Regions from separate parts of the Homo sapiens genome. Here region 1 is linked to region 2. The links are chromatin loops, found by intact Hi-C in ENCODE. Cell type or tissue: PC-9. All regions are shown on one strand. Each heading gives the region's core, and the rest is flanking DNA. Links, peaks and the distances in the headings are about the cores only.

Evidence for each region. Peaks named below come from ENCODE experiments on the same cell type or tissue, not always from the same donor. Only the 100,000 strongest peaks of a DNase experiment are listed, where the experiment ranks them.
Region 1: a loop joins it to region 2, with 2.9 times the contacts of the local background. A loop is called at or near these places in 3 of 110 quality-filtered maps.

The regions. Positions count from the first base shown.
Region 1 is chr2:9,138,374-9,141,286 of GRCh38, reverse strand. It overlaps LOC105373417 (a long non-coding RNA gene), which reads left to right. Exons shown (of 4, transcript XR_922775.1): 2 at 2,034-2,156. Among named protein-coding and RNA genes, the nearest start is that of ASAP2, 67 kb to the left of the region's middle. RefSeq lists an enhancer at 1,084-1,584. In PC-9, for the core only: CTCF peaks have their summits at 1,210 and 1,411 (motif pointing right); no DNase peak of the experiment used is centred there.
Region 2 is chr2:9,250,080-9,252,992 of GRCh38, reverse strand. All of the region lies in intron 1 of ASAP2 (ArfGAP with SH3 domain, ankyrin repeat and PH domain 2), which reads right to left. Among named protein-coding and RNA genes, the nearest start is that of ASAP2, 45 kb to the right of the region's middle. In PC-9, for the core only: no CTCF peak of the experiment used is centred there; DNase peaks (open chromatin) are centred at 832 and 1,172; H3K4me3 peaks cover 281 bases; H3K27ac peaks cover 2,340 bases.

The sequences.
Region 1 (2,913 bases), core at 96-2,595, 110 kb after region 2:
CGTAGAGAAGTTTCCCTGGTTAGAATTGCTCATTGGAGGAGGAGAGTCCTGCTCTTCTCAGGAATTTGCCAGAGATAGTTTTGTGGGCGTGTGTGTGTAATTTTTAAAAAATCTAAAATAATCTCTGACTTAAGAAGAGCTTCCACTGCAGCACAAATCATGCATTTTTTCCTGAACCATTTGGGGGTAAATTGTCAACACTTGCTCCCTAATACTCCACCTCCAATACTCCATCACCCCAAATACTCCCATGTACTTCCTGCAAATATGGACTTTCTCCTACATGGTCGGTCAGAACAACCTTCACTCACAACTCAAGTTCGCAGGGCGCGTTGCTGCTGTTCAAGTCTCCCCAGTGGTCTGATGATTTCTTCACAGTGAATGCACCCAGTTCAAAATGGTATGTGGCTTCTGGTTGTCACATCTCCTTAGTCTCCTAGAGTCTGAAGCTGAGCTCAGTCTTTACTTGACTTTCATGGCCTTGACACTTTCGAAGATTAAGGGCCAGTTATTCTGTGGGCTGTGCCGCCACTTGAGAGACTGCTGCCCCCTGGGGATTTGATTTGCGTTATCTGTCTTGGCAGGAACACCTCAGAAGTGCTATTCCACTGGACAGGATTTCAATTTGCCCTATTTAAGCATTGTCTTTTTTTTTTTTTTTTTTTGATGGAGTCTCACTCTGTCACCCAGGCTGCAGTACAGTGGCATGATCTCGGCTCACTGCAACCTCTGCCTTCTGGGTGCAAGTGATTCTCCTACGTCAGCTTCCTGAATAGTTGGGATTACAGAAGTGCACCACCATGCCTGGCTAATTTTTGTAGTTTTAGTAGATATGGGGTTTCACCATGTTGGCCGGGCTGGTCTCAAACTCCTGATCTCAGGTGATCTGCCCTCCTCTGCCTCCCAAAGTGCTGGGATTACATGCCTGAGCCGCTGTGCCTGGCCCTGGCTTGCTTCTTCTAAAACTCTCTTCCACTCCAGGTTCCCCGAAGCCTCGAGCACCCCATCCGGGACCCCCTGGAGCCTCCCCTCCCTCTGCTTACTGCCCCCACCACCCACCTCCCTCCACGTGCTGTAGAAACCTCCCTGACAAGCTGTGGCAGCACAGGGCCAGCTGCCCAGCAAGTTCCCCTGTCCCTCCTGGGGTCACCCAGACTTTACTCTCCTGGGGCTGTCTTTCCCACTTCGAGGTGGAGGAGTCCCTGATTAATTAAGGGTTCTGGCCCTTTGGAATTCATCTGTAGAGTTGCAAATGGACTGCTGGGGCCATATGAGAACCCTGTGATCCTGGGGACGTCACTCAGTGCCCCATCCCCTGATCTCCCTCGGATTCATCTTTCCCTCAGTGCTGGTGGCCAAGCAGGCGCTGCCAGAAATCCCTAGGTGTCCAGGAGGTGGCGCTGCGGGGTCAGAACCTGCACCCTTTCATGCGAATGCAGCTCAGAGAGGGGAGAGTGCAGGGGCAAAGGGAGGGGTGGGGGCTGCGAACTAGAGGCTGTGCAGTCCCCTGGAAGCATTCTGCGTGTGCACGTATGTGTTAGCAAACACCTACATACATACCAGCAAGTGCACATACCCACACATCCATACCAGTACACACACACATCATATATACTAGTAAATAGATACGGGTACACACACATGTATATACCTCTATATATGCACACGCATACATACTAGTATATGTATACACACATACATGCATGATAGTCTACACACACATATACCAGTATATATACACATATATGCAAACCAGTAAATATCTATATGTAATATATATACACGGAAACATGTAGCAGTTCATTGTATCCTCTATGTGAACATGTGTGCACACATCCTAGATGCATATCTGTGCATAGGCACACACAGGTCTGCACATACGTGTGTGCATGTGTACGCACTAGGCCCTGGAGTTTGGGCCACTGACTTCTGCCTCTGAGGCTCGGGACGGCAGCAGCTTCTCCCCCATCACACAGGCCGACTCCAGATCTCCATTCTCCTCCCAGATCTTTTTTTTTTTTTTTGGATCACAGGTGGGCAGGATGGTGGCCTCACCTGATGCAGTGCACACCTCCAACAGGCATCAGATGGAATGCACTGGGAGCAAGATTCTCATAGCAATGACAAAGATCCCCAACACCGTCCACCACGCAGCCGTACGTATGTGTCCTCAGATTTCATGCGGGGCAACTGTGGTTTTCCCCTGAAAGAAGCACCACTGATCCCTGCACAGGAGGGGCGCTGGGGGAAGGGCTTTGAAACAGAGAGGGGAGCCTGGCTCCCACCCTGGCCCAGCGGGGGAGCCTGAGGGTGGGGGTTCTGAACACAGTGTGGGGCTGTGACTGGGCAGCCCTAAGAAGCATGGTCAGTGTGCCATGCTCTGTTCCCAGGGGACTCGATGTTGTGGGTCCAGTTGAGGCGGAGAGGAGCCAGGAAGACAGGACAGGCCAGCTCCTTGCCTGGTGGCTGAGGATTTCTGGTTGTGAGCTTGGGGGACTTCGCAGGGCCGGAGGGGGAGGGTACCTTTCCTAACAGCGACACCCTGTGGTGTTGGCCGCTGCAACAGACACTCAGGTGACTTGTCTGTCTCCTTGAGATGCTGTGACCAGGGCTTGACCTTTGGACTGAGAGAGCATCCGCTGGGCCGGGGGTCTTGGAGTTATTTGGAAGGAGGACCCTGAGATTTCTTTGAGAGATGACCTAATTCAAGAAGCAAGAGGACATGACCTCGCTTCATGCTCCAAGCAGCTGACCTTGGAATCTGGTTATAAATGCGTCTGTGCCTTTCTTGGACAAAGCAGTTTTTGCTTCTGTGTGTGTGTGTGTGTGTGTGTGTGTGTGTGTGTGTGTCTGTCCACTGGCCCAGGGGAGTGTTCCATCCTCAGGTCCCTGAAGCATATCCCAGCAGGGCAG
Region 2 (2,913 bases), core at 150-2,649:
AGATGCTTGGTGTAGGACCAGTGATTGGGCCCACGCACTATCTGCTTGTGTTCCTAAATTCTTTTTTTTTTTTTTTTTGAGACGGAGTCTCGCTTTGTCGCGAGGCTGGAGTGCAGTGGCGCGATCTCGGCTCACTGCAAGCTCCGCCTCCTGGGTTCATGCCATTCTCCTGCCTCAGCCTCCCGAGTAGCTGGGATTACAGGCGCCCGCCACCACGCCTGGCTAATTTTTTTGTATTTTTAGTAGAGACAGGGTTTCACCGTGTTAGCCAGGATGGTCTCGATCTCCTGACCTCGTGATCTGCCCGCCTCAACCTCCCTAAGTGCTGGGATTACAGGCGTGAGCCACTGCACCCGGCCGTGTTCCTAAATTCTTTAACTGTCTTCCGAAGGCTTTTTTTGGGGGGCGGGGGTGTTAGGGGAATAGGGTCTCACTTTGTCGCCCAGGCTGGAATGCAGTGGTGTGATCTCAGCACACTGCAACCTCCACCTCCTGGGTTTAAGCGATTCTCCTGCCGTAGCCTCCTGAGTAGCTGGGCGTGTGCCACCATGCCCAGCTAATTTTCTGTATTTTTAGTAAAGATGGGGTTTTGCTATGTTGCCCAGCCTGGTCTTGAACTCCTGGCCAAAAGTGATCCACCCATCTCGACCTCTCAAAGTGCTGGGATTACAGGCAAGAGCCACTGCGCACAGCCCCAAAGGCCTTATTTAAAATGACTCTTCCTACAGTCCCTGGTTCATCAATTACTCTCAGTTGTCATCTGCTCTTTGACCTTCAAGGCTGAGTGGCCTCACTCCAATGCAGTCCTAGCAGCTGGTGTCAGGCACGCCTGCCCTCCCTGGCCTGAGTGACCTCTCTCCAAGGCACCTCACAGTGTGTGTTAACGGCTTTTGTGACACGAAGGCTCTCCTTCCAGCATTTCCCAGAGGGAAGGTTTTGTACAGGCTAACACTCTAACACCTACTGGCCAGTACTTCCCAAGTACATCTGATTTATTTCAAATAACTGATGAACTAAATTCAATGAGCTACAGATGATAATTAAAAAAAAAAAATTAAGGAAAGAAAAAAAAAAGCAATGTGGGCACAGGCTTCTCATTCCTAAAGCTCCCTGTCAGTGGCCTCAGGCCCATCTCTGCTCCATCCATCACTGCCAGAAAACTCACATTCAGTCTTCCTTCCTGGCAGCTGTTCCTCACCCTCAGCCACAGCCACCTTCCCCTTGCGTCATTCCTGAAGGCATTCCATTTGCCACGCTGATGTCCTCCAGCCACTCCACTTCCTCATCACAAAACCGAAGGTCCCCAGGAAAGACCCCATGAATTCAACAAGGTGCGCCCCCCAGCTGCTCCCTTCCCCTTCTCCCAAGGGTCACTGAGTCCCCAACTCACCAGCTGGGATGGAGGGAAAAGGAAAGTCAGATGAGGTAATGCGTTTTAGTAAAGTGTAAAATGCACGTTATCTTTACTTATTAAGCATACAAAACCCACCCGACGGACATCAGGGATTAGCTGTTCTGCTTCGAGCTTCTCAATTTCTCCACATGCTTTGCGCCCAGACCCACTGAGCAGCCAGACTCAACCAGATTCCCCAGGTCTGGGCCCCCACAGGGAGGGCAGGTCCCCTAAGGCTGTTACACGTGAGTACCAAGCAGATGGAGCCCAGAAGATGGGAAGGAGTGGGACGAAGTCAAATGCCAGCCCCACCCTCACAACCTCAGTCCCCTTCTCTGTAAGACAAGTGACTAGAGGGAAAGCCACAGGGCCCACCTCTACTTGCGGACTAAACTCCTGATGTGACAACGCTCTGGCCACGTTCCTCCTTTCAAAATCTCCTTCGCGATCTGTTTACCAGCCCTCCACGCTCCACTCCCGTCCACTTATTCCCTGAAGAACCTGTGGGTTTCCACACCTCAGTGTGTTTTCTCACCTCTAATCTGTCTCCAATTCAAACTCTACAGACCTTTCAAGATCCACCCAAATGCCACCTCCTTGGTGAGCCTGCCCACTCCGGGTTCCCATCTTATCTCTGTAAGAAATTGACTTTCACCACGCCTCGTTTCATAGTTCACTGTTTTAAGTTCCCCGGGAGCAAGCCCCGAGTCTTGTCTATTTCTGTATTTCCACCATGGTGGGCTCAGCACTTTGCTCACAGATGGCCCATGGTGGCCTGTGCTGAATCACATCCCTAGGACCCCGCAGGTATAGCTTAATTCCACAAGGCAGATTAACAGGAAGACTGCAACATCTCAGGGGCTGAGACACCTCCGCTCCACCCTGGCTCTGATTCAGAGCTCCTGAGCTCCACAGCCTACTCCTGTTCCTCTCTGGGTGCTCACTGCTTTCTGCTTCCAACCTTGTCCGATAGTTACTTGTGGCCTCGGCTTAAATGAAAGAGCACACCACACTGCATTTGCCCTGGGGGCCGTGCAATGTGCCCTGTATCCTTTTGTACCCTCTGTGGAATGGGAAAACACTTTTACACCTCCCAAGGCTTAAGTGATTAAAGATCTGGGGTCCCAATTCCCACCCAAGGGCCACATGTCTGGCATCCTGCATCCCCACTCCCATCTTTAAAGTCATGCATGGCACCTGGGGCACCGCGAGAACTCCAGGAGCCCTAGGGACAGCTGTGTATTCACATGTCGTGTTCTTTCCCCTCTTTCCCTGGTGCCTAGGCAGGAAGTCTGTGGTTAAATACCATTTGCTGAATTATTAGTAATAATTACCATGTGTGTAACATTCCTTACAGTTTGTGGAGTTTTATCCAACAAATGTTACATGACCACTTTGTGTCAGGCAGCGTGTTAAATGCTAAAAATGATCCTGGCAGTTTCTGCCCCCAAGGAGATCATGGGTATTATTTTAGCTTTATGAAACCCTACAAAGCAATTGAGGTAGGTATTATTTTCCTC